2 separate regions of the Mus musculus genome follow, and region 2 is linked to region 1. A link is a loop called in an ENCODE intact Hi-C map of the cell type or tissue named here. Cell type or tissue: heart. All regions are shown on one strand. Each heading gives the region's core, and the rest is flanking DNA. Links, peaks and the distances in the headings are about the cores only. Region 1 overlaps Slc11a2 (solute carrier family 11 (proton-coupled divalent metal ion transporters), member 2). Region 2 overlaps 5330439K02Rik (a long non-coding RNA gene).

The links. Hi-C counts contacts between places; a loop is a spot of excess contacts. Peaks named below come from ENCODE experiments on the same cell type or tissue, not always from the same donor. Only the 100,000 strongest peaks of a DNase experiment are listed, where the experiment ranks them.
Region 2: it touches region 1 in a loop (2.6-fold over the local background); 10 of 42 quality-filtered maps call a loop at or near these places.

Annotation. Positions count from the first base shown.
Region 1 is chr15:100,393,755-100,409,218 of GRCm38, forward strand. Slc11a2 (solute carrier family 11 (proton-coupled divalent metal ion transporters), member 2) reads right to left here. Exons shown (of 17, transcript NM_008732.2): 4 at 15,446-15,464; 5 at 14,347-14,466; 6 at 12,526-12,632; 7 at 11,990-12,060; 8 at 11,822-11,889; 9 at 10,054-10,209; 10 at 9,427-9,585; 11 at 8,544-8,630; 12 at 7,798-7,917; 13 at 7,514-7,663; 14 at 5,660-5,733; 15 at 3,910-4,063; 16 at 1,516-1,569. Among named protein-coding and RNA genes, the nearest start is that of Slc11a2, 22 kb to the right of the region's middle. In heart, for the core only: no CTCF peak of the experiment used is centred there; no DNase peak of the experiment used is centred there.
Region 2 is chr15:100,443,996-100,459,459 of GRCm38, forward strand. The region is part of intron 1 of 5330439K02Rik (a long non-coding RNA gene); the gene reads right to left. Among named protein-coding and RNA genes, the nearest start is that of 5330439K02Rik, 17 kb to the right of the region's middle. In heart, for the core only: no CTCF peak of the experiment used is centred there; a DNase peak (open chromatin) is centred at 7,506; H3K27ac peaks cover 272 bases.

The DNA.
Region 1 (15,464 bases), core at 4,426-12,425:
TCGAAGCAGCTCTAGCTCCCGCTGCCACCAAGACAATGATCACACACTCTTGTGTCACTCCTCTCCAGCAGACAGACAGCATTTGATGTGACAGAATCACGTCTCCCCCGTGACAGGTCAGAAGTAGCTGAACTGAGGGCAGCAGTTCGGTGCTGAAGACTCCAGAGCTTCGCAGTCTGGCCTCAGCAGGCTTTCTCTCCGAGGAAGGGCTGTTAGGATACAGCCCAGGCCCACCTTGCCGGGAGAGGACTTCACACCAGTGACACCTACTGACTTTGCAAGGTTTGGGTCCAGAGCTCCTGAGATTGCCTTCTGAGTTATCTTGGGCGTGGAATGGCAGCGCCAGAGACATGATTTGGTGAAGGGTACTTTTGGGAGTAGTGCAGTTAGCTCTGTGACTCGTTCCGAGTCCAGAGCCTCATAAAAGTCAGTCCACGAGTGCTACAGTCTTCTGCAGGCAGCACTCTCTCAGAAGAGAAAGATTCAGGGACTGTGTGTGCTCAAGATTCAACATATCAGGAAGGCTTGATATTAGCAGGGAAGTTACTAACCTCAGGGCTAAAGATGAAGCCCTCCCTGCTAAGCTCCATTCCTTAAGGAAAACCTGCACTGCAGGTGAGCCATCATCTGTCCACACCCACCACTTATGCCCTACCTTTTTTTTCTTTCCACTGAGAAATTCCGAAGTAGAAATAAAAAAAAAAAAATCCTGAACCAGCAGGGCAGTGGAGGTGTCTGCCTCTAATCCTAGCACTCGGGAGGTAGAGGCAGAGGCAGAGGCAGGAGGATCTCTGTGAGTTCGAAGCCATCCTGGTCTACAGAGTAAGTTCCAGGACAGCCACGAAAAAACTCTTGAAAAACAAACAAAATGCACCAAACAAAAACCCTGACTTCAAAGGCAGCAGTCTCATTCTATAATTCAAGGATGGCGACAGTCTGGTTGCGTTTCTTTTGACTAAAAACAAGCTACTGCCCTTGGGCAGCTATTTAGAAACTTAGTGTTTAAAACAGCTCAAGGGCCACCTTTTCAAGGTGCTGCCTAATGCTACAGGGTAAGACCCCCTACCCCCCACCCTGACCCCCAACAAAACTCATCTTAAGCATACATGAGAGCCAGGCATGGTAGACGTGCCTGGAATCCCAGCACTCAGGAGCTTAGGTCAGAAGGATTGCTGTAGGTTTGAGCACAGCCTAAGCTACATAGTGAGTTTTAGGCAACCTAGTATTTAATAGCAAGATGCTATTTCACAAAAACAAAAGGAAACAAAGACCTTAACACACACACACACACACATATACACACACACACACACACACATCAGTGTTTCCCAACTAACAGTTGAGTCCTAAATGCAGTCTGTGCAACAGCACATACTTGTGGCTATGTTCACACAGTAAACCATAGAAACACACTGGCTCTGATGGCTCCCTGCAAAGACAGACAGACTGATCCAGTGTTTACTTAATGTTGCCACCGCTGGTATCTTCGCTCAGCAGGACTTTCGAGATGCTTACCGAGCGTCCACAGTCCAGGAAAGACAGACCCAATGCAATCAAACACTGCCAACCCTGGAATACAAAACACAGTCGTCACTCTCCCAACAGCAAGGCTCGTCCAGTGCTATGCAGAGGCATATCTGCTTCCTGCCTGCCCCAGACACCCAGCTGTGTCCATTTCTGTCCTCCAGGGCTGTCTGTCCTAGTCAAAACATCCTGTGGATGCAGAGAAGCAGTGGGCAGCTGCAGACTAGCAGTGGGCAGCTGCCTGGTGAGGCTCTTGGCTTTGAGCTAAGAGCAGTAACCAAGATCTAGACTCAGCTCTATCTTCAAAACTGGGGCTTAACCAATCTCACTAGTCTTAGGGTCCCCATTCAACTCAGCATCTTCGTACCCAATTTTAGTGAAGGGAAGGTTGGCCAAATTCCTAAGGGAATGTTTTTTTTAGAAGATGTATTTATTTACTATGTATATGGTGTCCTGCTTACATGTGTGCCTACACCCAGAAGAGGGCACCAGATCCCACTGCAGATGGCTGTGAGCCACCATGTGGTTGCTGGGAATTGAACTCAGGACCTCTGAAGAACAGCCAGTGATCTCAACCTCTGAGCCATCTCTCCTGCCAAGGACACATAGTTATTGGAATTCCAAGGTCTTATGGTAAGCAGTATATCCTGGCGTGCCCGACATGTAGGAAAGGAAGATACACTGATCCAGGGCACATATTAAAGTACACACTCAAGGGTCTTCTCAGTCAGATCCTCACCGCTGGGAGACACCGCACGTGTGGAGTGACGTGCTTGAGAGAAAACAGGACTCTAGCCTCCCTCTTCAACATCCTCCACAGCAGAAATGGCGGAACGTCTGCTGTTTCTCATCCCTGACCTTAGTATTTTTCAGAAACCTCTGCACCAAATAGATAACTAGATAACAGATAACTGGATAACAGATAACTAGATAACAGATAACTGGATAATAGATGATAACTGGATAACAGATAACTGGATAGCAGATGATAACTGGATAGCAGATGATAACTGGATAGCAGATGATAACTGAGACTGCTCTCACTGCTTCAGCTCCCTCACTTGTGGAGTCATGGGGAGGACTGAGAAGCGTACACATCTGTACTCGCCATCTGTATGCGCACATGTTTCTTATGCATGTTTCCGGCTGTCACAGCTGGGCTGGCAGACCTCAGCCATTTTCCCATTGCTGCCTCCCCCTCTCCAAGGCTGGGGTTACAGGCGCACACAACCACTGCAGTGTTTTTGTGTGGGTCCTGGGATCTGAACTCAAACGCTTACACTTGCTGTGCAACTTTGCGCCATGCTGTTTCTCAAACACACCCTAACATTCCCTTTAGATATTAAATACTGAACCCTTATAAAAACAACAACAGAAATAGAAAAATACTAGGTATTAAAGACTAAAAGAGGAGGCGGGTGTAGTAGTGCACACAGCTTTAACCCCAGCATTTGGGAGGCAGAAGCAGGTAGATCTCTGAGTTCAAGGCCAGCCTGTCTATAGGAGGAGTTCCAAGACACGCAGGGACACTCATAGAAGTCCTATCTCAAAAAATCAAGGGGAAAAAAAAATGAAAGAGAAGAAAAACAAAAGTAGACCAGGCGTGGTGTCTCAGGTCTTTAATCCCAGCACTCAGGGAGCAGAGGCAGGAGCAGCTCTGTGAGTCTGAGGCCAGCCTGGGCTACAGATCATCGAGTTCCAGGATAGCAAGGGCTAGAGAGTGACCCACTCCTCCCACACCCCCACCACACACACACACCAAAACACAAAAAGCAAAACCCTAAAATATACTTGATGATTCAAAATAAGAATATCTGGTTGAGAGTAGAGTGTGGTATTGGAATGGTTACCCGGTGTGATAGTTTACATCTTGGGCCAGAGAGTGGCACTATTAGGTGTGGCCTTGTTGGAGGAAGTGTGTCACTGTGGGCGTGGGCTTTAATAAACTAGTCCTAGCTGCCTGGAAGTCAGTCTTCCTCTAGCAACCTTCAGATGAAGATGTAGAACTCTCAGCCCTTCCAGCACCGTGCCTGCCTGGATGCTGCCCTGCTCCCACCTTGATGATAACGGACTGAACCTCTGAACCTGTAAGCAGCCCAATTAAATGTTGTCCTTATAAGACTTGCCTTGGTCATGGTGTCTGTTCACTGCAGTAAAACCCTAACTAAGACACCGGCATTGTATAAGCCTTATGTTTAATCTCCAGTACCAATAACAACAAAAACTAACTGAAATTTCAGAAACCATTAATTCGACAATGCCATACAAGCTGCCTCAGTAAAGCGCTGAGTGCTTTGAGGACTGTTTGTTTCTGAAGGACAGTTAGTCCCACTTGGACCATCCCAGACACCATAGGTGCCCCTGCTCCCTTCACACTGGACTTACCAAGTAGAACACAAAGGTCAAATAAGCCACGCTAACCACTGCAGCCACCACATAGAGTGCCACATGCCCTAGCTCCTGGACATAAACCACTACAAAGTACATGTTGATGGAGCAGACGATCAGGACCAGGATGCCACCGGCAATCCTCCAGCCTCTGCAAAACAAAGAGCACGGTAAGTGCCTGTTGTCCAGCTCATGTGGACAGAAAACTGCATCCCGGGGATTGAGGGAAATGTAGAGAGGCCAAGATTAGCGATGAAGCAGAGGGAAGGGATCAGAGTAAACAGAAACTTTAGTCTTTAACTACCTATCAATGTGCACCGTGTGGGCACACGTCTGCCGCAGCACACACGGGTCTTTAACTACCTATTAATATGTGCACCGTGTGGGCACACATCTGCCGCAGCGCGCACATGCAGCCAGTTCTCTCCTTCCCCACTTATGAGTTCCAGAGATGCAGCTCAGGCTGCCGGGCTTGTGCTGCAAGCATGCTTATCCTCTGAGCCTTTTCTGTGGCACAGAAACCTAGCATTTAAGACCCTAGAAATCAGCAGTCAGAAATGCACCAAGCCATTCACTGTATGCAGGAACTCGTCCAGGGATGGAGTCATGTGAGGAGAGCTCTGAGAGAAGTGACAACAGGCCAAGGACACAATATGTGGCCGGGTCTTCAAGACCCAGGACGGTTCCTGCGAACGAACACTGACCATGGTTTTGTGCTCCTCCCTGGTGTAGTGGGTGGAGTGAGTTTCCTTCAGATCGCTCACTACTGCCTGCTGTTGGTCACTCACTAAATGCTTAAATTCCCCTTTATACTGCTCTAAGGCAAAGCATGCATTTGCCACCTCTGGTGGTCCTTGACTGTGTACAGCTTGAAGCCGTGAGAACTTTGTAATTCTTAACCCTTAGAGTCTAAACTGTCTGAGGCTCTGAATAAAGCTCTGCCTTATTTTACTCTGCCTCACTTACTGGCCCCGCTCTGCAGGTCCCACCACCTCTAACATGGTGACAATTACGGACCTCTGAAACCTAGCCGGTCACATGGACATCTGTACTGATTAGTACAGACTTTAACTGCCATCTTGTCACACACAAGAACCACTTGGGAACACCAGGCCGGCTTGTGGCACATCTGTAGAGCCTGATGTTAGACTGACCAGTCCACTCTGGGAGGCACCACTGCCTAGCCAGTGCACACTTAACACAAGATAGAGCAAGCTAGCTCAGAGCAAACACACAAGTAAGGGCGCATTCATTCCCTTTGCTCTTGACAGTGGATGTCACATGACTAGCTGTCTGCATCTGCTCTGGCTCCTCCCAGAATGACAGGCAGGAGTAGTTTGGAACTGCAAACCAAATAACCCTTCCCTGTGCTGCCTGTCGGCAGAGTGTCTGTCACAGCAGCAGAAATGGAATGAGAATACAGCCTGTAGCTGCTTGTACTACAAATACTAATAACTAATTCTCCAATAGCCCACAGATCACTTCAAGGTGCACACTATTACCAGCCTGTGCCTTTCTTGGATAATTTAACACAGAATTCGAACATTAGCAGCTGAAGCTGGAGGGCTGAGGGCTGAAGGAAGTGTGTCCTCCTTTCCTGAAGCTCACACTTGCAGTTTTCTTTCTAAGCCACAGAGGAAGCAGCTAGCGATCGCTCCTGGAAGCACATAGCTCTTTAGGACATATTCCCACTGCCTCCTGGGTAAAATCCCTCCCAGGGCCTTCTGGAGACGGCAAGTGTACTCACATTCCATTGGAAAACTCACTCATCACTGGCCGCAGGCTTGTGAACGTGAGGATGGGTATGAGAGCAAAGGGGAGCTGGAAAACAGAATCACAGGGATTACACGGCGTGTCAGAGGGATTACGCAGACGTGTCGGTCTCCTCATGGAAGCTTTGTCACGTGACATCCCTGCTTCCCAGAGTACGTGAGTACCACAGACACTGCACGGTTCACAGAAAGCAATCACAAGCCCTGTCTTACCTATACCACAAGTAACAGCTATTCCGATCACCTCGCCTGGGCCAAACATTATTTTTAATCCAGCACTAATCATGATCTTAAGTGCCTTTGTTTGAACAAAAAAACAACACACTGGGGACTAGAGACGGCTCAGTGCTTAAGAACCCTTGCTGGGCTGTTCTTGCAGAGGACCCAGGTTCAGTTCCCAGCATCCACACAGCAGCGCACAGCTGTCTGTAACTCAGCAGCGCACAGCTGTCTATGTGACTCCGGTTCTAGGGGAGCTGACGCCTTCTCCTCAACAATTTTGGCTCTAGGTGCAGGCGCACGTGCGTGAACACTCACATGAACGCTCACGTGCACATGCGCACACACACACACACACACACACACACACACACAAAGGTAAAACACTGATAATCATTATGCAGGGGGGGTTCTGATACGAAGGTCCTGTTCCCTATTGGTTCTTGATCTATCGGTAAAGAAGCCCTGGGCCAATTGCTGGGCTGATGAGCAGGCAGGACTTCCTAGTCTCCAGAGGCAAGAGACATGCAGGAGAAAAGTTTGTCATGCTTTGGAGAAAAGCCAAGAAGCAGCCATATGATTCCTGGGCAGAGTAGCCACAGGCCACTTCTACAGGCAGGTGGCTGGGATGCTGAGCTGAAACTAAATGTAACTGAGCAGCTTAAGTTGAGGGCAGGTGGGCCGGGCGTGGTGGCGCACGCCTTTAATCCCAGCACTAGGGAGGCAGAGGCAGGCGGATTTCTGAGTTCAAGGCCAGCCTGGTCTACAAAGTGAGTTCCAGGACAGCTAGGGCTACACAGAGAAACCCTGTCTCGAAAAACCAAAAAAAAGTTGAGGGCAGGTGAAGCAGTGTGGAGCTAAGAGCACTGAGAAGGGCAGGTTTCTCCAGATGGGAGATAAATAACGCCAGCAACTGTGCCAAAAAGGCAAGTTGAAATTGAGCAATGTGTGTGTCTGTTTTTTATCCGTGGATCCAATATTGTCTGGGTGGGGGTTGGTAGCGAGGTCCATTCCCAGAGCTTAGGTGGGGTAGCAAGGCTACACGCAGCACACATAATGAGAAGAGATAAGTAACAGACTGGATGCGACTGCCTCGTAAGCTCCACAGGCTTTAGCAGTGTTCTTAGAACTCAATTAATGGTTTACCCTGCTGCATTAATGAGCTACAAGGCTCACTAATCAGTGGACTTTTAAGTGTCACTAATTTACTTATCTGTGTGTGTGAGGGGAGATGATAGGCAGGCAGACAGACAGACAGACAGACAGGGACGGGTGGATGGGCATGCCCATGCCACGGCTGAATGCGGAGGTCAGAGGTCAACCCTGTGAGACACTGTCTTCCCCTCTACTGCCTCTTCCTAGGCTCACATCTAGGCCTTCAAGCTTGGACAACCACACAGCTAGCACTTTACCCACTGGGCCGTCTTGGTGGCCCCACCTTGCGACGTGCATGTTGAGCATAGCTCATCATCTGCACTAATGAACCTCCACGCCCCTTTCTTCCCCTCAGCCACCCCTAGCTCCCAGGTTCCAGCGTGAGGCTTGGCACTCACCCAAGGGTAAGTCAGTGTGGCGACGTGCAGCACGGGCTTCCCCGGGTCCCTGCTCACCTGTAAGCTCTGCAGGACATTCAGGAAGTCATTCATCCCCGTTAGGTGCTCCACATCCTGGAAGACAGCGACGAGCAGGGTGGGGATGATGGCGATAGACCGGGTCAGGATCACTCGGGCAAAGCGCGACCATTTTAGGTTCAGGAATCCCTGGAAGGAAGCATGGAAGCTGGTGACTGAATGTGACAGAGAGAGAGATGCCTGGGGAAGTCAGGAACCCTCAGAAGCGTGGGGCTAGACACTCCAAGCTGTGCAAGCTCCCTCTATTTCACCCCAGCACACACCTCCATGACAAACTGGCCAGAATAGGTTCCAGTCATGGTGGAGCTCTGACCGGCAGCCAGGATCCCCACTGCCCAGATGTAGAGAGCTGCAGGCCCGAAGTAACATCCAAGCACAACACCCTGGGAGAAGGAGGGAGAGACAGGCTTGTCAGTGACCTGCTTAGGTAACACCCAGAGCAGCAGCCCTCTGCAGCACCTCCCTCTGCTTGGGAACACCCGCACACCAAGTATCATGCTGGGCACTGCACAAAGGGGCGCTGACTCTGGTCAGACCTGGGGGCTTCTGACCTCACTCTGCTGGTGCCCTGCATCCCTCAGCCCAGCCCTCCCTCCTCTCTGTGCTCACACTCAGGAGGCAGAGCTCACACTTCCCAAAACAAGCTCCTCGATGCTCCTTTCTGGGAAATGGAGGGAGGCAGGCAGACAGACAGACAGTGCACTCTGTTCCTGGGGTCACAACGGATCGCTGGGCCCAGCAGAGCTAGTGACCCAAATTCACCAAGCTCCTCCTCTGCCATTCCAATCAATACCTGCACAACTTCAGTGTCCCCACTGTGCAGCCTTTCAGCCCACTTCTACCAGCTACCACCCCCAACTCGGCCCTCACAGAACCCCAAATATGTTCCTGGCATATGGGCCCCCAAAATAAAATACTCAGGAGCTATGCTCAGATCTGAAATGAACTCCGAGGCCAGAGATTATGCTACCATCTCCCCCAAAGTAGAGAGTGCAAACAGCACGCTTACCCCTTTGTAGATGTCCACAGCCAGAGTAGAGTTGTCACTGGGAAAGAGGTCAGCATGGGGGCTGCTGTTATTTTTGCAGACTTCAACCTAAAACCCGAAGCAGTTTAAGAACAATTTATATTTCAGAAATAAGAACCAGATAAGAGGTCCCTTATCTGTCTTGTGAGACAAGCTGGAGGTCACACCCCAGGAGGGCCACGACGCAGGCACAGCCGGTGCACTGCCGGTGCACTGCCGACTGCACAGCCGCCTGCAACCCTTCCCGAGGCTTTACTATCCCAAAGCATCAAGAAGGCTTCAAACGTAAGAGATGTCAGGAGTCAGACACAAGCAGGGGTCAAAGGTCTTGTAGAATAAAGAGTGGTAGGTAAGACTAGGTAGGACTGGGCGAGGCGGAGGTGGAACGCCAGCTTTAGCACCACCGTACATGCGTGCACAGGGTCCTGGATTCAACCCCAAACAAAAAACTCAAAGAAAAACCAAACTAACAAAATACGTAGGCAGCAGGAATTAAGAGGACACAGAATTCTAAATGACCCGAGTCTTGTCCTGCATAGCCTGTGCTTCTGTTTTGAGGACTCCCTGTAACCTGGCCTCAGCTCAACCATTAGGAGGAGCAGACAGGCTGGCAGAAGTTAACAGGAAGGAACAGAAATGCCAGGATGAAAGCGGGAGGCAAGTGTGAGTCCAAGGCCAGCTCCTCCCAGCCCCCAACAGGCGTCCACAGCCCCCACCACAGACTGGCTGCACTGTAACAAATAAGTGGGTGACACCTAGGCTTCAGACAGATTCCTTTGGGTTCCAGGCCATTGCTCTTGTCTGCCCCACCCCAGCATGCAGTTCACCATGGCACTCACCTCCCACCCACGACCCTGGCACTCACCACCTGCTTGTTGGTTTTCTCAAAAAATGCTTCAGCAAAGACGGACACGACAAAGACATTGATGATGAAGGAAACAAAGAGCGCGATGCAGGACTCGATGAAGAAGTACTTATTGGCTTCCCGCACTTCCTGCTTATTGGCCCGATTCACCTGTCTAGACTAGAGAGAGAGCAGCGGTGGTCATTTCCACCAGAGGCACAAAGTCTCTAACAACTCAGAAGTCTGCAGTCAGCTGAAAGTCTGATCAGACAACCGACGAGACGAAAAAGAGGCCTTAGCTCCGAGTCACGGGGACTCCTTGACCTTTGAAAACATTGCACAACTCCCAAATGGGGGAGCCAGTGACCATGTGACTCCTGAGCGCCCAGAGACTGTGGAAGGACCACAGACTAACCTCAGCCATGGCTATTGGACTAACCTCCAAGGCTCAGCAAAGGAGCACCTGCCTGCCTTGCTGGGCAAGCCTCCTCCCCACCTCAAGACTTCCAGGCCTTCCCTGAAGAACACTAGCCCAGCCTTTTGTGGGTCACATTTCCTGGTCAATTTGGTGGTAAACACTGGCCAGCCAGCCTGAGAAGGACTGCTCCTTCAGAGCTCTAACAGTAGATGCCGAGGGGCGTGGCTCACCTTGACTAAGGCAGAATGCAGGTACATGTTGTGCGGCATGATCACAGCTCCCACGATGCCCACCGCCTGCTCCACCTGAGGGGTGCGGCACCCTGGACAGGACGGCACGAACATGCCCCTGAGTACTTGGCTCTGGCTGGGCTTCACTGTAATGTACTATACAGCAACACAACACCATTAGCCTTCACTGCAGCACGAAGTGGGAGAACAGTCCTAGGCAGACACTGGCAGCCTTTACTAGTCCCCACCTTCTGTAACAACTGCCCGGAATATGGAGAATATGGAGTCGGCAAGTACTCAACAGAATGCGCACGGCCCTGAGTTTGACCTCAGCATCATCAGTGAAATGGAATGAAGGGCTGATGTGGTCTGAGTATAAACTGCCTGCCACAGGCTCATAACCGGACTCGGGCCCTATCTGCCTTTACTATCTGGAGAGGTGGTGGAAACACTGACAGATGTAGCCTACCTAGATGTAGGTCAATGGGGGCAAGCCATGCCCTGCTTCCTGTCTGCACTGAGGTAGAGTCTCCCACACACATCTGCCCAAGGAACTACAGGCCAGACCAAGCCCTCCGAAACCCTAGCTAAACAGACCTTCCCTCCTCCTGTTATTTTCCACAGTATTTTGGTTACAATTACACAAAGATAACTAATATGGGGCTCAGAGGAAAATACAGTCCTGTATTTTCTGAATATGTTACATTACACTTTAAAAAGTACAGTGAAGATGTGCAGAGAACACAGTGTTCTGAGGTAAGGAGCTAGGGAAGGTCTGGCTGCCGTTATCTGCATCACTGTAGCTGCCGACACAGGCCCAGCAACTACAGTCCAGGTCTACCCCACGCTGCTCTTCTCTGCCCATCTGGAAGTCAGCGATGCTGCCTGCTGTGAGGATGTGGGAGTGGGTTGTCTCCGAGCACACGGGTGCCGGGAAGAGGGGGCAGGTTGTCTCTGAGCACATGGGTGTGCAGGGGTGGGGCTCAGGTTGTTCCCGAGCACTGCTCACTCCAACTTCCTCTTGGGTCAGGATTCCTCTTGAAAGACAGGCTAGAATTCTCTTGGGACAATCTGGGAAAACTAACCTCACAGACTAGATATCTGTTTAATGTCTAAGCAGGCCCATATGTAAAAACCAGTTTATAACAACTGGACATTAAAAAGGGTACAAATAATGGTATTGATCCCTAGGGATGGGTAAGGAACAAGCCAAGAAAATCATTGTCACCTATACCTCATCAATAGTTTCTTGTCTTACTCTGCGCCCTGGCTGCCCTGGATCCAACTCTCCAGGTAGATCAAGTTGGCCTCACACTCAGAGACCAGGCTGTCCCAGCTCCTGAGCAGAAAAGGTGTGCACCGCCCTGTCCAGCTCACCATCACTGCTTTAATACAGGAAAGTCAGGCTGTGATTAATTTTGGCCAAGGTAAGCACAAACAGAGTGTCTTTGAGCTGGCAGTCAGCAATGACCCCACAGCCTCCTCGTTACCCACTCTAAAGCTGTTCTATGTCAGGGTGGCTAACCTCGGACCAAAAACTGCACTCCTGAAAGGTTCTGTGGAGTCTAGTCATTTCTGATGCCCCAAAAAGTCTCCTCAGGCCTTCTTGCACATGAATCCTTGCCATAGACTATATCCCTTCCAGAGCAGCCCAGAAGTACCTGGCTTTTTGCTGATTCTGCCATTATTGCTTTTATAATAAAAGATTACAAATGAGACAAAATGAAGCTTTGTTTTAAACAGTTAACCAACAGCCTGCAGCACTTGCCTCATATCCAAACGTGAGGGCCATGATAGTGATGAGAAAGCCAAAAAACGCTTCCAGCTTCCGCAAGCCTGAGGGGGAAGTGCAGAAGTGAGCAGGGAGGCCAGTCCTCCCCACAGCCGTGTGGCCGAAGCTGCCGGCTGGGACTCACCCACCTGCCCCAGGCCTTACCATATTTGTCCAAAAAAAGAAACACAAAAGTGTCTGCGATGGTGATGAGGACTCCGCCCCACAGGGGGACCCTGGGTTAGAGACAAGAAGAGAGACTAAAAACCCAGGGACGATTTCTTCACACCCTGTCCAACACCAAACACCAGGGAAAGCTAGGTCCTGAGGAGGAGCAACAGTGGCTGAGAGGCGGCAGCTGCTGAAGCCCATCCACTGGAGCTCTCCCTGAGAGCTTGCTGTGTCAGATGTGTGGGACACAGCTGAAAAGCACACATCATATGCAGAAGGACCTCACTGTGCAGTGGAATAAGCAGCCTTGCAAATAATTAACTGTGCCACAGAACGCTGCATCCTCCATTTAAATAGAAGTGCATACAACCCAGCCAGGGAATGGAAGATGCATGCTACGTCTGCTGGGAGATAAGGCGGCTCCAGACTAGTTGAACCTTGAACACTAAAGGGTTGGCTTTTCATTTCCACTCTGGCTTTGGAACCCAGCTTAGTACTGACAATGTTCTAGAGGGAAGTCCCACCCCCACCTTCCTGCAGACAGGAGATTGATGGCGATGGCTGAGCCAATGACTTCCTGCATGTCAGAACCAATGATTGCCAACTCCACCATCAGCCACAGGATGATCCGTGGGACCTACAAAACAAAGAGTGGTTCTGATAAGAACTTTCTCCGTTCAGAATTCAGATTTTTGTCACAGACTGGAGAACTCCCAGAACTCAGCCCTACACAGCCACAGAGTAGAAAAGTACTTCCTGTGGGAGACTGTGAAGCAGGGTCAGGGAGCCAACCCAGCTCTTCAGGAGAAGAATGGGGTTTCTATTCATCATTTCCCACTTACTCTCTTGCCTAAAAACAAGCTAAAAAGCTACAGAGGAAAATAAATATACAAATATGCTCAAAATGGGAGTCAAGAGAGAAATGAGAAATTAAAGCCTCTAACTCGCCCATAACTATGACTATAAAACAAACACGGGACAGACTTTATCATCTTGAATTTAATAACAACACACAAAAAGTGAAAAAGGTATTGAAGGGGCTTGGCTTAGAAAGATGGCTCCGTGGCTAAAAGCATGTACTGCTCTTGCAGAAGATGAAAAGACTAAACACCAGCTCCCAGCACCCATGTCTGGCAGCTCACAATTCCTTCAAGGGTCCAGCCTCCACCCACCCCACCTCCAGCCTTTGAACCTCTGCAGACAGCCACACTCATATGCACATACAGAAATACATACATACATACATACAATCTTACAAAATAAAAATAAGTCTCTTTTTAAAAGTGATCAGAGTAAACGTTCAGAATAGACAGAAAACAGCAAACAAGGAAACTAGCTCTGGACCAGCAGATGAGTGGAAAGGCAAACTGAGTTAGTGTTGGTTTACTGGCGCTAGAAAGCCTGCTGATACTAAATACAAAAAGTGTCCTGTCACATTACCTAGTAAATGTGCACAAAGAAAAAGAAACTAAAGGGAATTATAAAACAGCAAAATCTTCTAAAACATTGGTAAAAATTTATCACACATGGTGGCCACGCCTACACCACCAACACTTGGGATCCAGCAGGATGACCAAGGGTTCAAGAACATCCCAAGCTACAGAGAGGGAGAGTGACAGTCAGTTAGACAGACATACACAGAGACAGACTTACTGACTGACTGATGACTGACTGACCAACCAACCAGCCTAGGAGAATCGAGAAGAAAAACCACAACACAAAACCACCATGCTCACAGTCAGAAACGACTTCAGCATTCAGGGCACACTCAAGGGAGGCCCGCTTCATATCCAAGATAAACTAACTTAAAACTGTTCTCAGCCACGGGCCTGACTTTAGTCTGCAGGACCACCTGCCCCCAGGGTCTTCCAATCGCAGTCATTCACATAGGTGGTGGTAAGGCACGCAGAAGGAAGAAACAAGGCAGAATAAGCTGATAATATTCAGCAAACCCAAAGCTCTTATAACATATACTTTATTAAAAGAAAACATATTTTTCAAAAACAAGAGTGACTGGTAAATGCTTTCTCATGCAGAATTTACTAAGGAAACTGTGCGCCTGTAACTCTAAAAAGCAGAAACAGACATTAGGTGGTCTAGGCCATCCTGGCTAAGTACAGGGTTCTACATGAATCTATCTCAAAACAACAACAAAAAATTGAGTCCCATGTTAGATTGTGAGGTAGAGACATGGGTTGACAGCGAGAGAGGTGGGAGGATTCCTTCAGTACTAGTTCCAGGGACACTGACCCCAAGTCCTCTACTGCTCAGTGCGGATTGAGACCAGCATATGATGCCAGACACACTGATTCCTCCAAGTTAGTAGACAATCAGGACAACATGCTGCTCACCTTGGGATACTGACGGTGACATACTTCAGCAAGATGCAAGCCGGTGACCACTCCAAGTCTCGCTGCAAGGCGCTGGAGCAGCAGCCCCACAATGGTGGCCAAGAGGAGCACCCAGAGCAGCTGAGGAGACATAGCCAACACTCATTAGGGAGCTGAGGAGAGACACACCCAATGCCCACTGGGCAGCTGGGAGACAGCTCAGCTAAGACAAAGCCAGGTCAGGAATATGGACCCGAGCTCTGCATCAGTTTTAAGGTGACCTATGAGGCGACTGCATCTCTGTGTCTCTTAGCTGCTGTCTCTCCTAAGGAAATTACAAAAGACCACGCAGTATTTTTCACACAGGTGTCGCTGCCAATGCAGACCTGTGTACTCAGATGGGGACAGTAGGGAGGTGTGCTGACTAGAGTGAGAATGGCCAAGGGCTCACATGTGTGAATTATTGGTGGAACGGTCTTGCAAGGAACAAAGTGTGCTCCTGTTGGGGGGGATGTGCACAGGGGAGGGTTGAGGGCCATTCCCAGTGTCCTTCCTGCTTCCTGTCTGGTGATCAAGATGAGCTCTCAGCGGTGCTGCTGCCACCAGCATGGGCTGTAACCCTCTGAAACTCTAAGCCCAATTAAGTTGTTTTGTTTTATAAGTTGTCTTGGTCACAGCATTGTTACAGGACTAGAAAAGTAACTAAGACAGGAGGTTGGAGACTGCCAGGGGCTGGAGAGATGGCTCAGCAGTTGAGAGCACTGACTGCTCTTCCAGGGTCCTGAGTTCAATTCCCAGCAACCACATGGTGGCTCACAACCATCTGTAATGGGATCCGATGCCCTCTTCTGGTGTGTCTGAAGACAGCTACAGTGTACTTACATATAATAAATAAATAAATAAATCCTTTTTTAAAAAAAGGAGAGAGAGAGAGAGCAAGAGAAGGGGGACGTGAGAGCTTAATGAATGCTCAAAAGGACAGGGAGAGCCCAGCAAGGGCCTGACAAGGAGAGCCCAGCAAGCATCCAAGATAGCCCACGAAGTCCAAGAGTCCATCCACAGCAGTAACAATAACAACAATGAAAATTTGTTTTTCAGCCAGGGTAAAACTGTAGCTCACCTTAAATCCAGCCACTGCT
Region 2 (15,464 bases), core at 3,024-11,023, 49 kb after region 1:
CCCCTGCAGTGAAATGAGGGGATTTTAAAGTCATTTTAGAACACTGGCAGTCAGGCCAGCATACATGAACCAAGGCCACTGCCTCCCAGCCGGTCTGCCTCTGCTGTGGAGGGCGGTCTTTCCATTTCATTTTCTGCTTGTTCAAATGCAAACAAACAAGGGAACAAATATGTAAATAGAGCAAGAAGCTTGCCTTCTTAAAGGGTATTCGGTTTCCATACAAACAGAGAAGCCAGGCGTTTAACAGTAAAGCCGGAAAGGAAAGTGGAAATCAAGATCGCAGGAAGGTTACGGAGTGTTCAGAGTCCCCCGGGAAACGAGACGGAAATGGGGATTGGTGGTGTTATGCCTGCCTGGTGTGTGTGGCACTGAAAACTCATCACTGAGAAACGTGATGCAGGAATACAAGCCCCTGTTGCAAACCTGCTGGCTTTTACCTAGGTAAGTACGATCAAACCTTCAGACAGAGCTGGCGATGCCAACCGGCACTGCCTGCTCCCCAGAGGACCTGGGTTTGATTCCTAGCACAACCACCTGTAACTCTGGTTTCAGGGGATCGGATGCCTTCTTCTGGCTTCCTCGGACAAAGTGTGCACATGGTATACAGACATACACCCAAGGAAAACACCCATAAAATAAAGAAAAAGAAAAACTATCAAATGTTTAATCCTGTTTTTATTTGCATATTTAGGGGACGGTGGCTGTCTGTTGAGGGGTTTTCTTTTGTCAAGCCTGGGGTTTGGTGTATGCTAGACAAGCACTCTACAGCTGAGCTATACCCTGGCTCAAAAGATTGCTTCTCCTCAAATAAAATAAAATAAAATAAAATAAAAATATAAATAAATCAATTGGTCACAATTTACTTTAAGGCCTGAAAACATTGAGTGATCAAAGTGAAACCATGGTAGCTAGGCAGAGTGGCACACACTTGGCATCCTGGCACACCAGGAGCTGAGACGAGAGCATCGTGAGTTCAAGACCACCCTGAGCTACAGTGCTTGCAGGACACTGTCAAAAAATATTAATTTTTGTTATTGCTTTTGTGGTACTGGGGTCTAAATTTGGCAGCTTGTTCTCCCTTGGCAAGCACTCTACCACCAAACTATAACTGAGCTCTTGGGATTTCTTAAAGTTGGTAAATGTGATATAAAACTTTTAAAAAATATAGTCATCAAGTTGGCTCAGTGGTAAGTGCACTTGTCACACAAGTGTCACGACCTGAGTTCTAGTCCCAGAATCCACAGTGGAGCTAGGAGAACTGACTCCCTCAAAAACTGTCTATTTGTTTATTTTTCAAGAGGGTTTCTCTGCGTAGCTCTGGAGATCCTGGAACTCATTCTGTAGACTAGGCTGGACTGGAACAGGAAGATTTGCCTGCCTCTGCCTTCCAAGTGATGGGATGAAAGGTGCATAACCCCATCCAACAAAACTGTCCTTTTTAAAAAAAAGTTTAAGGCCAATGGTGTTGGCGCATGCCTCTAATTTCAGCATTTGGGAGGCAGAGGCAGAGGCAGGTTTGGGGTGACCCTGGTCTACAGAGCGAGTTCCAAAAGTTTACAAATAAAATACAGGTGCAATCAACCTCTAAGCATATGAAATATGATTTTTTTTAGTTTTATTTATTTATTTATTATATGTAAGTACACTGTAGCTGTCCTCAGACACTCCAGAAGAGGGAGTCAGATCTCGTTATGGATGGCTGTGAGCCACCATGTGGTTGCTGGGATTTGAACTCCTGACCTTCGGAAGAGCAGTTGGGTGCTCTTACCCACTGAGCCATCTCACCAGCCCGAAATATGATTTTTAAAAGCAATTGTCTTAGTTAAGGTTTTATTGCTGTGAAGAGACACCATGACCAAGGCAACTCTTATAAAGGGCAACATTTAATTGGAGCTGGCTTACAGTTTCAGAGTTCAGTCCATTATCATCATGGTGTCTATGGGGGGCAAACCTATTTAAACCACCACACCAATGTTACTTAAAATGCAAGGTGATGATACAAAATCAAAAATCTTGCACACGGTTAATGAGAACATGATCAGCAGCAAATCACTCAAAGAAAACAGAATTGCCAGGCCCGGTGGCACTGCTGTGACACCAGCATTCAGGAGGCTGAGGCAAAAGCATTGCTTTTAGGTTGTAGCAAGCCTGGAGTTTATACTGAAGTCCTGTTTTTAAAAAACTGGGAATGGAGAGATGTCTCAGCAGTTAAGGGCACTAGCTGTTCTTGCAGAGGACAGTTCCTAGAACCTGCATGATGGCTCACAACCGCCTGTAATTCCAGTTCCAGGTGATCTAATGTTTTCTGACTACCACAGGCACCAGGCACACTGGCAGGCAAAACTCTCTTACATATAAGAGTAAAGACATCTTTTTTTTTTTTAAAGATTTATTTATTTATTATACATAAGTATGCTGTAGCTGTCTTCAGACACTCCAGAAGAGGGTGTCAGATTTCGTTACAGATGGTTGTGAGCCACCATGTGGTTGCTGGGATTTGAACTCAGGACCTTTGAAAGAGTAGTCAGTGCTCTTAATCACTGAGCCATCTCTCCAGCCCTAAACACATCTTTTAACTTGGAAGGTGGTGGTGCACACTTTCAACACCAGCACTCCAGTACTCGGGAGGCAGAGACAGGCAGATCTCAAAGACCAGCCTGGTCTACAGAGTGAATTCCAGGACAGTCAGGGCTACACAGAGAAACCCTGTTTCAAAAAAACCAAAATAGATTAGATAGATAGATAGATAGATAGATAGATAGATAGATAGATAGATAACTAGGTTAAACAAATTAAACAAATGGGGGGTTTTAAAAATATTTTCTGAGCTGGGCTGTGGTCGCGCACACCTTTAATCCCAGCACTTGGGAGGCAGAGGCAGGCGGATTTCTGAGTTCTAGGCCAGCCTGGTCCACAAAATGAGTTTCAGGACAGCCAGGGCTATACAGAGAAACCCTGTCTTGAAAATCCACAAAAAAAAAAAAAAAAAAAAAAAAAAAAGTTCTGAGTTTTCCCATTCTTTTCTTTCTTGTCAGGGTTTCATATAGTGCAGGCTAGCATTGTACTCTGAGTCTCCTACTTCCACTTTGGAGGTCAGGGGTTACAGGTTTACATCATCCCAACAGGCTTGTGGTTAGCTCTGGTTAGAAAGCCGCTGATAGTTGAGGCTTCCTGGAAAGCTGAGGTGCCCCCAGATGTTCACGGTCCTGGTAAAAGGCAGAGAGGGGTATGGTGACTAGGGCCAAAGGCTGTGGCTCCAGCTGAAAGCAGAGGGGAAGAAGAACTTAGTTACCTGGGCTCTTTTCTCTTTGACTGGGGACTCCTCACTGGCCAGGCAAGAGGCTCAGAGTTTGTTAACTCTTTGTGGGTCAGAGAGAAAAGAAAAGGATAGGAAAGAAAAGACGAGGAGAGAAAAGAAGGAAAGGAAGGAAGAAAGGAAAGAAGGAAGGAAAGAAGGAAGGAAGGAAGGAAGGAAAGAAGGAAGGCAGGGAGTCAGGCACACATAGACACACGCATCCTGGATGAAGAAGAAAAGGGCTCTACCACCAATTTATTGGTGTTCTTAGTTTTCATGCCTTCTGCAGATGATTGGTCACATGGTTTTCTAAGCATTTTTACATTCCATAAGTTCATAGTAAGTTTAAGGCAATAGCTCATGTCATAGATCAATAAGGCTTAAAGAGTTATAACAGAATTGTTTACATGTCTTTCCATTAAGACGAGTACCTGACTAAACATTTACTGTCTGGTTTCTAGCCACCAGTTAGAGGCCTCGTTCCTAGCCTAGAAGGAATGATTTCCTTGATTGTAAATGTGTTCCAAGCCTGCTTTCTTTTTCGAGTGCAATCAGCTCAGGACACATGAAGGTGTACAGAGCTCTATCTGCAGCGTATATTCTATAGAGGGCTTGACATTACTTGTACCAATTCAGGAATTATGAAATCATCAGTTTGCCTACACAGCATTACTACATGGAAGTACATCTTCCTATTGATCCTGCAGGAGATCACTCAATAGGGTGGGCTGATGCCCAGAATCATTAGGCCATGTAACAGTGACAGGAAAGGCATCTCAGCACCGAGAAGCAAACCTGGGCTGAAGTCTCTGAGGACCCTGCATCTCAGAGCTCACCCATCTCAGCCATGCAAAATGGTGGACCATCTCCAGAAAACCTGCTTGCTTGCCATATAGCCTTTCCTAGATGGCTTCTGACAGCAGAAGTATGAAATTTCTAACATTAAAACCTATCTTCTCGGACTGGAGAGAGATGGCTCAGTGGTCTTCCAGAGGTCCTGAGTTCAATTCCCAGCGACCACAAGGTGGTTCACAACCATCTGCAATGGGATTCGATGCTCTCTTCTGGTGTGTCTGAAGACAGCAGCAGTGTTACTCATATACATAAAATAAATAAATCTTATTTTTTAAAAAAGTTTAAAAAAATTCTCTTCTCAGTGTTGGGGGTGTGGCTCAGTGATAGAACACTTGCCTGGAAATCATGAAGCCCTGAGTTCCCTCATTGTCACTGTACTATAAATATGACAACGTTGTTATTTAGCAAGAAGCTGCGATGTTTGTTATACACCAAAAAGCAATCCATAATCCAGCTGAATTTATCTATTCCTCTTCTCCAATATGTTTTACATCCTTTTCTGTACATTTTATAAATGTTAGTGCTGGGCTGGAGAGATGGCTCAGAGGTTAAGAGCACCGACTGCTCTGCCAGATGTCAAATCCCAGCAACCACATGGTGGCTCACAACCATCCATAATGAGATCTGACGCCCTCTTCTGGTAGCTTCTGAAGACAGCTACAGTGTACTTATATACATATAACTTATAACAATAAATAAACCTTTTGCCCGGAGGGACAGAACCAGCAGAGGTCCTGATTTAATTCCCAGCAACCACATGATAGCTCACAACCAGCTACAGTGTACTCATATACGTAAAATAAATATATAAATATTTTAAATAAATCTTTAAAATAAATAAATATATGTTAGTGCTGTCCTGGTTTGAAGATGTCCTCACAAACCCTGGGCCTTGGTCCCCAGCTGGTGTCTGTTTGGGGAGGATTAGGAGGTGTGATCTTGCTGCAGGAAGTATGTGGTACCGGGTGGGGGCAAGGGTTTCAAAAGCTACATGTCAGCTTCCCCTCTGCTCTCTCTGCTTCCTAGTTGTGGATGAAGATGTGATCTCAGCTCCAGCCCCTGAGCCATGCCTGTCTGCCTTCTGCCGTTCCACTCCCAGTGATAGCGATGAGCTTATTTTGTTGTTGTTTGCTTCGAGACAGGGTTTCTCTGTGTGGCCCTGGCTGTCCTGGAACTCACTTTGAACTCAGAGATACACCTGCTTCTGCCTCCCAATGCTGGGATCAAAGGTGTGTGCCTCCTCCTGGCAAACCCTTCCTTCCTAAGTTGCCTTGGTCATGGTTATTATCTCAGTAACAGAGAAGGACCTAATACAATCACCATCATTATTGAAGAGATTATACATATTAGGGGAATAATTGAGTTATTTTTAAATTATCTTCTAAAAGCAGGATGTAATGGTTCTTGCCTTTAGTTCCAGCTGTCAGGAGGAAGCAAAAGTAGGTGGTTCACTGTGAGCTAAAGGCCAGCTTAAGCTACAAAGTGAGGCCCTGTTTCTAAATAAAGAAATGGAAAAAAAAAAGGAAGAAAAATATATTGTCTACAGCCTTACCACTTGACTGTGCACAATCTTGTCTGCTCTTGTAAGCTAAGCAGGACTGGGCCTGGGCAGTACTTGGATGGGAGACCGGTCTATGTGCTTAAGCCTCTATCCTTCCGATCCACCTTCCCACCAGCAGATCTGGCCTTGTGCTGAGAGGGGCAGGAAGAGGCCGCAAATCTTACTTTCCTAGGTTCCCAAGATTGCAGCCTTCTGACTCTTTGGGTCTCAAGTCCCTGCCAAGAGGGAACTAACCTCTGAGGAATAAAAACTGTGTATTCTGCAGTCTCAGGAATCTGGCCCAGCATTCTGCTCCCCTAAGCCCTCCCACAGCATCCTGTTATCTTAGTATCCAGGGGTCCCTCAGAAATTTTTCTGTTTGTGACAGTTTCTTTGCAGATTCTCCCTTCTGCTGTAATGCTCTCTTGATACCTCCCTTCTATAAAAACCCAATTCCCTTTGGCTGCTCTCCCTTCTCTTGGAGCCACCCCTGCAGTTCATACCTTCCTTCCTAGCCTCAGTGCAGCTCTAGTGGCCTTGATCTACTGTAAACCTTACATTGACAATATAAACAAAAACATCCAAGGGCCCAAGTTACAGATGAAAGAAGGAAATCTGAAAAGTATGAACGGCCAGACTCCTGCCTGTAACACCTGAGCGGCAGAGGGTCAAAGATCACTGCAAGTTCTAGGACAGCCTGGGCTATACAGTAAACTTCAGGACAGCCTGGGCTACACAGCGAGCTTCAGGAAAGCCTGGGCTACAGAGTGAAACCCTTGAAAAAGTCAAACCAGCAAACAAAATAAAAGTCCAAGTTAAAAAAAATTATTTATTTAAAAGTTTTTACACATCCCCCAAGCTACAAGTCCTTGTCAGACACCGTTAAATTATATTATTCACAGTGAAAACAGGAGCTGAGTATAATTATATACCTATATTATATAAGAAATGTCATGATGAAATCTATTATTTTACACCAACTAAAGAATTAATAAAAAATTTATACTGTGCATGCATAGCTACAATAGCTGAGATTCCCCCAGAAACATATACTTACATAACTATTTCATCGTTTAATTGGTCATTAAACATTCCTAAGGGACCAGGTGCGTGTTTCATGCCTATAATCTCAGGACTTTCACGTTGGAGGTAAGAGGACCAGAGTTCAAGGTCCTCCTGGGCTCCTTAGCATATTCAAGGCTGGCCTCAGGGCTCATGAGATCCTGCCTCAAACACACATAAAATGTCCCAAGGGGGAAAGAAACAAGCACAGGGTTCCATAAGAAAGCAGAACAGGGCCAAGCGCCTGGATGCAGCCACATACACCGTGCCTGATTTACCTGGTGCTGGGGGACAGAGCTCAGTCCCTGGAGTACTTGCCTATCAGGCACCAAGCCCTGGCTTCAGCCCCTGCACCACAGAAACCAGGGGTGCTCACGAGTGCCTGCATCCCAGCGCTGGGGAGGTGGAGGCAGGAGGATCAGAAGCTCAAAGTCAAGACAAGTTTGATTCCAGCCCTGCCCCAAGAGAAAAGACTAACAACTCGATATTTTCCTTTCTAGGGCGAGGAGCCAACTCTGGGAACGCTGGGATTTCCCATTTGCAGTTTTCTTTGAGGGATGAGGCATGACGGTTTCCATGGCTTTCTGGTGGTCTTGGACCACGGGTTCGGCTCTATTTAAAGCTCAGCATCATCTTACGGACACCTCCACATCCGACACTTGCCCAAGCATAACAAACGCCAGGAACGGCTGGACCACATTAGCTGCAGGGAAGCCAGCCCGGAACCACGGGGTTCTCGCCAGGCTGTCAGATGGGGACCTGGGCTGGAGCCAGGAACTAGCTCGAAGGCATTGCTCGCCCCTTTCTCCAACATCTGGGACATACAGGCAGAGGCTCTGGGAACCTCACAGGCCAGGGTGCAGTGTGGGCCCACCGCAGGGCTAACAAGCTGCCGGATGGTTATGTAGCTGATCTCCCCAAATCTTTTAAGTCTTAAATATGAAAAATTCAGGACAGGGGATATGACTCAAATTGGTAGAGTGCTTGCCTGGCAGGCATAAAACCCCAGGTCAGATTCCCCTGCATAAACGAGATGTGGTGCGCTATAAAGGTTAAGAAATCCAAGGTCATTCTTCACTGCCTAGGGAATTGGAAGCTAGCCTGTGCTAATAAGAGACAATGTCTAAAACACAAAACAAAACAAAAGGGTAAAAAAGAATTTTTAAAAGCTCAATTTTCTCTAGATTTTTAAAAAGAAAGATTCATTAAGAAAACTTCATTTTTTTTTTTTTTTGGAGACAGGGTTTCTCTGTGTAGCCCTGGCTGTCCTGGAACTCACTTTGTAGACCAGGCTGGCCTCGAACTCAGAAATCCGCCTGCCTCTGCCTCCCGAGGAAAACTTCAATTTTAAGAGCTATTTTTATGTATTTGAATGTTCTATTTGCATGCACGCATGTGCACCCTGTGTGCGTGAGACCGCAGAGGCCAGAGAGGATACTGGATTTCCGGGAACCGAGTGGCCGGTTGTGAGCCGCCACACAGGTTCTGGGAACCTCTGCAGGAGCTGCAAGGGTTCAATCTCAATTCAACTTGCTTCACCATCAGGAAATGTGAATTAAAACTACTTTGAGAACCCATTTTATCCCAGTCATAATAGCTATCGTTAAGAAAAAATGTCAACAAATGCTAGAAGGCGGTGGGGAAAGAGGATCCCTCTGGCGGGAGAAGTGGAAACCGGTGCAGACAACTATGGGAGTCACTATGGAGATTTCTCAACAAAACCAAACACAGGAGCAATGGCTCGGCTGATAAAAGGGCTTCATACCAAGCCTGACAACCTGAAATCACTCCCCGGGATGCACATGTGGACGTTGGCCGTTGGCGAAAGTGAGAAGATGCAGTCAACCACACACGCTAAAGGAACTGGGCAAACCTTTATACCCTCTCCCAGCATCTCATTGGCTCAAGTAGCCAGATTTGGCGCTGTCTCTTTCTCATTGGCTCACTCCATCACCTTATCCAGCAACCAGAGGTCTCTAGCCACGCCCGTGGATTCTAGGTTAGGTCAGAGAGGTAGTTTCAACTGAGCGCCAACCCAAAAGAGCCTAACTCCTACTACAACGACTTGCACATCTGTGCCTGTTACTGCATTATTCATAAGAGTCATTAGATGGAACCAGCCTAGAAATTCATCTACAGACTGGACAATGGGAATGTGGTACATAGACACAGTGGAATTCTTTTCAGAAGCAAGAAGATAAAATAATGACGCTTTCCAGAAAGTAGGTAGACATGCAGTTTTACTAAATGAAGTGGCTCAGACTCAGAGAGGGGAGTACCGTATCTTCTCTCATCTGCAGATCCTATATTTGAATTTTTATATATGTGTATACAAAGCCATGAAAAGAAGAGAGAGGTATTAAGGAAGGAAATAAGAGAGAGAAAGACGGTAACAAAATATATGTGACACAAGAGTGGAAAGGGGACACTTTGGAGGGGTTTAAGGGTCCAAGGAGGGTCAGGGAAGATGGAAGAAGGAGATGCCAGAGGAGGATCACCAGAAACACAGTATGAACTACCACAATAAAGGCCATCACTTTGTATACTAATTTAAAAACAAAGAAGGGCCTGCAAGATGGCTCAGAGGGCAAAGGTGCTTGCAACCAAATCTAAGGATCTGAGTTCATGTCTTGGAACTCCTGTTGGGGGGGAGGGGAGAATTGGTTCCCACAGGTTGTGATTTTTACGTGTGTGCCATGTCATGCATGCCCCTCCTTCCTAAAGAATGAATAAATGTAAAAAATTAATTTTTAAAAAGAAGAGGAATACCTTAGTATTATTACACACCAAGGGTGACAGCTGTAAATGACCAATTATCACGTGAAGACATTCAATTTGACTTGTTCATTGTGAGAAAGAGTCATTCCTTTCTCACGTGTCCCAGCACAGGACTTTAATCCCAGCACTCAGGAGGCAGAGGCAGGTGGATTTCTGTGAGTTTGAGGCCAACCTGGTCTACAGAGTGAGTTCCAGGACAGCCAGGGCTACACAGAGAAACCCTGTCTCAAACAAACAAACAAAAATATAAACAAAATAAATACATAAACATTTGAGTCAAGTTCTTTTTGAGATAAGGTCCCCTATATAACAAAAGCTGGCCTAGAACCTCCTATGCAGCCCAATGCTGGCTTTGAACTAGAAATTCTCCTGCTTTGGCCTCACTGTGCTGGGATGACAGGCGTGCACCGAGATCTGAATATTTCAGAGATTGGTGAGATGACTCAGGGGTAAGGGTGCTTGTCACACAAGCATGGCAACCTGGGTTTGATCCCTTGAACCCGTGCAAAGATGGAAATAGAGAATCAACCCCACAAACATACTGTGGCATGGTTAACCCCCATCATATATGCTAATAATAAATAAAATATTTTAAAAAAAAAGAAGTTTATATATTTTTTAAAGAAACTAAAAAGGAGGCAAAATATTTTGGCATATAATATAGCTGTAATCCCAGTAACTGGGAGGCAGGAGCAGGAAAACCATAAACTCCTGCCAGCCTAGGCTAGACATGAAAATCAGCATGAGAGCAGCTGGAGAGATGGCTCAGCATCTAAGAGCACTGGCTTCTCATGCAGAGGACCTGGGTTTGATTCCCAACATCCACATGGTGGCTTGCCATGGTCTGTAATTATAATTCCAGAGGATTGGATGCCCTGTTCTGACCTCTGTGGCTACACACACACACACACACACACACACACACACACACACACACACACGTGCACATACATACGTGTAGGCAAAACACCCAGGAATAAGCTAGTGGAAAGGTGATTACGCAAATGAGCACACATGTTATCACTTCTTAGCTATTCTGAGGGAAGGAACATAGAAGCCTAGCTCATTATCTAAGCCAGGAAAACAAAGCACCCAGTGTGCGTGTGTGTGTCTCTGTGTGTGAGTGTCTCTGTGTGTGTGTGTGTGTGTGTGTGTGTGTGTGTGTGTGTGTGTGTGTGCTTGAGACTGGATCTTACTAAGTAACCCTTTTTTTTTTTTTTCTTTTTCGAGACAGGGTTTCTCTGTGTAGTCCTGGCTGTCCTGGAACTCACTCTGTAGACCAGGCTGGCCTCGAACTCAGAAATTTGCCTGCCTCTGCCTCCCAAGTGCTGGGATTAAACACCCAGCCACTATGTAACTTTTGATGTCTTGGAACTTGCTATGTTGACCATGTTGACAGAGATCTGCTTGCCTGTGTATTGGGATTAAAGGCATGTGCCACCATACCTGGCCTATACAATTTTAATTGGCGGTAAATACGGAACATAAAATCTTACTTGAATGAAGAGCCAAGACTACAGATAAGCAAGCATTCTGCTTATAAAAAAAGCATAAAAGTTATTTTTCAAGTCAAAGTATGGTAATAACGTGACCTTACGAGTGTAGTTTATATATTGTTAAATGTCCACTAAAATGTGTTAAAAGCCCTTTTGAACTACTGACACCTTTATTAGGGGCTCATAGGAGCTCAGTACACTGGAGCAGGGGACCACACATCACATTAATAACAAGAGCTAATCACAAATGTACAGGTGTGTGTATACATGTATGTGAGAGCATTGGTGTGCACATGTATATGCATGTGTGTATATATATATATATATATATATATATATACGTATATATATATACACACATATGTATATGTGAGTATACATCTATGCATGTGTGTACATACAGGAATGTCTGTTGTGTGCATGTGTACATATACATATGTGTGTATGTATGTATATGCATGTCTGTATGTGCTTGTGTATGTATTTTACCTGTGTGTGTGTTTGTATGTATGTGTCTGTGTATGTGCATATGTGTATGTGCATGTGTCTATACATATGTGCACATGTGTATATACATGTGTCTGTGTGTGCTTGTGTGTATATGTGAGTTTGCTTGTGTGTGCATGTGTGTATATACATACTATGAATGTATATGTATATATATATATGCTGTCTGTGTGCTTGTATGTTGATATACATGTGTGTATGTGTGTGACTGTGTGTGCTTGTGTGTGCATGTTAATATGTGTGTATGTGTATGCATGTATATGTGCATGATATATGTGTGTAGATATATATGAGACCCAATAGGGTCTCCCTATGTAGCCCTGGCTGGGTTGAAACTTGCTCTGTAGCCCTGGCTGTCCTCACATTTACAGAAATCCTCCTGCCTCTGCCTCCCAAGTGCTGGGATTAAAGGTTTGCTGCACCACAACTGGCACTTTTTACATTTTTTTTTCTATTGTATTTTATTATTTTAGACTTTTTTCAGTTCTATGTTTTTAAACATTTCACATGAACACATCGGCACGACTGAGCTTCACCTGCTGCCACCGGAGGACTTTAGTTCATGCAAACAATGTGTTGTGCCTGGAGTTCTCTCTTAGTGAATACCAGGTGGAACATGGGGCTATTTTTGACAAAGTCAAAGTTATACCCATAGAATAATGAAATGCCATGTAGCTGGGAGGACATTTTCACCATTACAAATGCTCTAACTGTTAAAGGAATGCTAGTGCTTTCTACCTGGGTCCCCAGTGAGAGTCTGAGGGGCGTGCTGGGCCAGCCTAGGGCTGATGTGCCAGGGAAAAGTTAGTGATCCCCAAAACACACACAGGAGCTGATCTGATGCAACTCACAGCAGGGTCTCTATTCTATTCTCGAGCTAGCTCCCCCCCCCCACTGTCACGAAGAACGGTTTTGGTGGTGGGGGAGCCCGGAATATCTATCAGGGCAAGACTTTAGAGTAAGCAGCAAGCAGGGAGTGTGTGTGCAAGCATCTAATTGGCAAGCTCCTGTGACCTTTAGCATAATTGGCTGGTGCTGGGAGTGCTTCTGCTCCCTCTGCATTGGTGGTCCTTAGGCAGGGGGTGGGCTTGTAACCTGGGGTGCAGGTTTGTTGGGGGAATCACCTGGAGACACTGGTCTTGTTGGGGGTGTAACCTAGAGACTGGAGCTAGGCTCAGGTTTTGTTGGGGGGCAACTTGGAAACTCATGCTAGGTACCAGCCTGTTAGTTTACCCGAGTTCAAACTTAGGTCAGGTTCTCTGAAATGGAGTCTGAATTTAAAACCTTTGGCCTCTTGGGCAAAGGCCAGTGCCGCCACCTCAGCAGCTGTGCAAGGAGTTTCCTTTTGCTCTGTTTCTTTGGCCTTCTCAAGATGTCAGTCTCCTCCTGCATCTTCAGATCAGTTTCGGGGGGCAATGGTGGTAGAGGAGGGCAGGTGTAAGAGGGTTCCTGTAGGCAAACTGCCACCTGGTATTTTGGGCTGTGTTAACTGAGGGGCTAAAGACAAAGTGCATTAACGAGACACAGCACGTTTTCCTTGTATGTCTTATGAAGAATTTATCCAAGGCGAACATATTAATTTTTTGTTTGAACTAGTTTGTTCTTGTTTTTTCAAGACAGAGTTTCTGTGTGTCGCCCTGGCTGTCCCAAAACTCACTCTGGTGACCAGGCTGGCCTCGAACTCAGAAATCCGCCTGCCTCTGCCTCCTGCGAGTGCTGGCCTTAAAGGCATGTGCCACCTCGTCTGCCATGCCAAGCTGAGCTTTTGACTTTGAGCAAGATGCCAGAAAAAATGTCTTTAGGGTGCAGAGGAACCGAGGTCATCCTTCAGCCAGGAGAGCTGGACGATCAGTACCCCTCGGGGCTGTCCCTGCTGCTTCCTGGTAACAGCAGCAGCTCTAGAAGACTTTGACTTACTTGTCTCCACCAGACTGATGCGGTTTGATGAGAGCCAAAGCCTCAGCATCCCCCAAAATGGCTCTAAGAGCAGCCACGGACTTTACAGCAACAGCGACACCTACCGACCAGCTGGAGGAGCGGACGGAGGTCGGTTCTAGGAACCGTAGCTTCTAGACCGCTTCCAGGTCTCTTCTGATTGCCCGCCCCTCTCTCAGAGCATCCTGTGTTTTGTCACTACCCTCTTACAGGGGTCAAACGACGGTCTAACACTTTGTTCTTAAAAATAAGCATTAGGAATGCTCTGCGCGGACAGAGGCTGAATCTGAAACTATTCTCTTCTCACTTGCTGACTTCTAGCACACTGTAGCAGTCCATTGGTGCCTCGTCTTTATTTTCTTTTAACTACATTATATCTATTCATCCATCCATCCATCTGCCTGTCTGTCCATCTATATATCAGTGAGCCCTGTTCGTATGCTGTCGAGCATGGCTCTAGAATTCGGAAGCCGACTTTCCCGAGTCTCCTTCCACTGGGTATTGGGGATTGAACCCAGGTCTTTAGGCTAGGAGGTGCACGTCTTTCCCACTGAAGCATCTCCCAGGTTTTGGTGTCGAGTCTTTTAAGTATTACGCATGCTCATAACAGCCAAAGAACACTCCATGCTGGCATGGGAGGACCCGAGTGTGTGCACCATGTATGGATAGTGCTTTTCCGTAGAGAGTACTCAGCTGAAGATGGTACAGTCTATGTTCTAGTATTACCAAATGTCTGCCATTTGACCCTCCTCTGAGAAAAGGCTTAGAAGGTGACGAGTAAGCACAACCACCTACAGGTGGCGCTGTCTGTCCATTTTCACCTTTGTGGTGCTTAATCCCTTTGAAGAAATCCGGAGCCCGACAAAGATAGCTCGGTCGCTCTCTCTCTCTCTCTCTCTGTCTCTCTCTGTCTCTCTCTCTCTCTGTCTCTCTCTCTCTCTTGGTTTTTCGAGACAGGGTTTCTCTATGTAGCCCTGGCTGTCCTGGAATTCACTCTGTAGACCAGGCTGGCCTCGAACTCAGAAATCCGCCTGCCTCTGCCTCCCAAGTGCTGGGATTAAAGGCCTGTGCCACCACTGCCCGCCCCACCCTGGGATTTTTACTGAGTGTTAGAGATCTGAATTCAGTTCTGCACACTTGCCCAAGAAACAACCAACTAAATAAACTTGCTAGCCTTCCATTATCTTTAAGCATTCTCAGTGCTTTAACTTATTATTTTGTGTGCACGGATGTTTTGTGTGTCTGTGTAGCGTGTGCATGCAGGGTCTGTGGAGGCTGATAGAGGGCGTTGGGTTCCATGGAATTGGAGTTGCAGACAGCTGTGAGCTGCCATGTGGTTGCTGGGAACTGAACTTGGGTCCTCTGGAAGAACAGCCAGTGTTCCTAACCTCTGAGCCATCTCTCTAAAATTATTTGTTATTGTGATTGTGTTTGTGTGTGTGTGCATATAAGTGCATGGACACTCGGAAGATTAAAGCAGGGAGGTCATGAGTTCAAGGCTATTCCAGGCTATATAGCAAGTTCTAGTCCAGCCTGGGCTACTCACTGAGAACTGTCAGGGAAACAAAGGATAGGTCATGGTGGCTCACACCTATGATTCTAGTACCTGGGGGCTGAGATAGGAGGATTGCCACCTGTTTGAAGCCAACCTGGACTTCACCTGTGTTGCAGGCTTATGAAGCTGCAGAGCGAAACTTTGTCTAAAAGCAAAACAAGCCGGACGTGGTGGTGCATGCCTTTAATCCCAGCACTTGGGAGGCAGAGGCAGGCAAACTTCTGAATTGGAGGCCAGCCTGGTCTACAGAGTGAATTCCAGGACAGCCAGGGCTACACAGAGAAACCCTGTCTCGAAAAACTGAAAAAACAAACAAACAAACAAAAGCAAAGCAAAACAAAACCTCACAAATTCTAACCAAAAACACCAAAATTCTGGAAAAAAAAAAATGAACCAAAGGAGAAAGTGAAATGATTTAGGTAACACCAGTTCTGTCCCAAC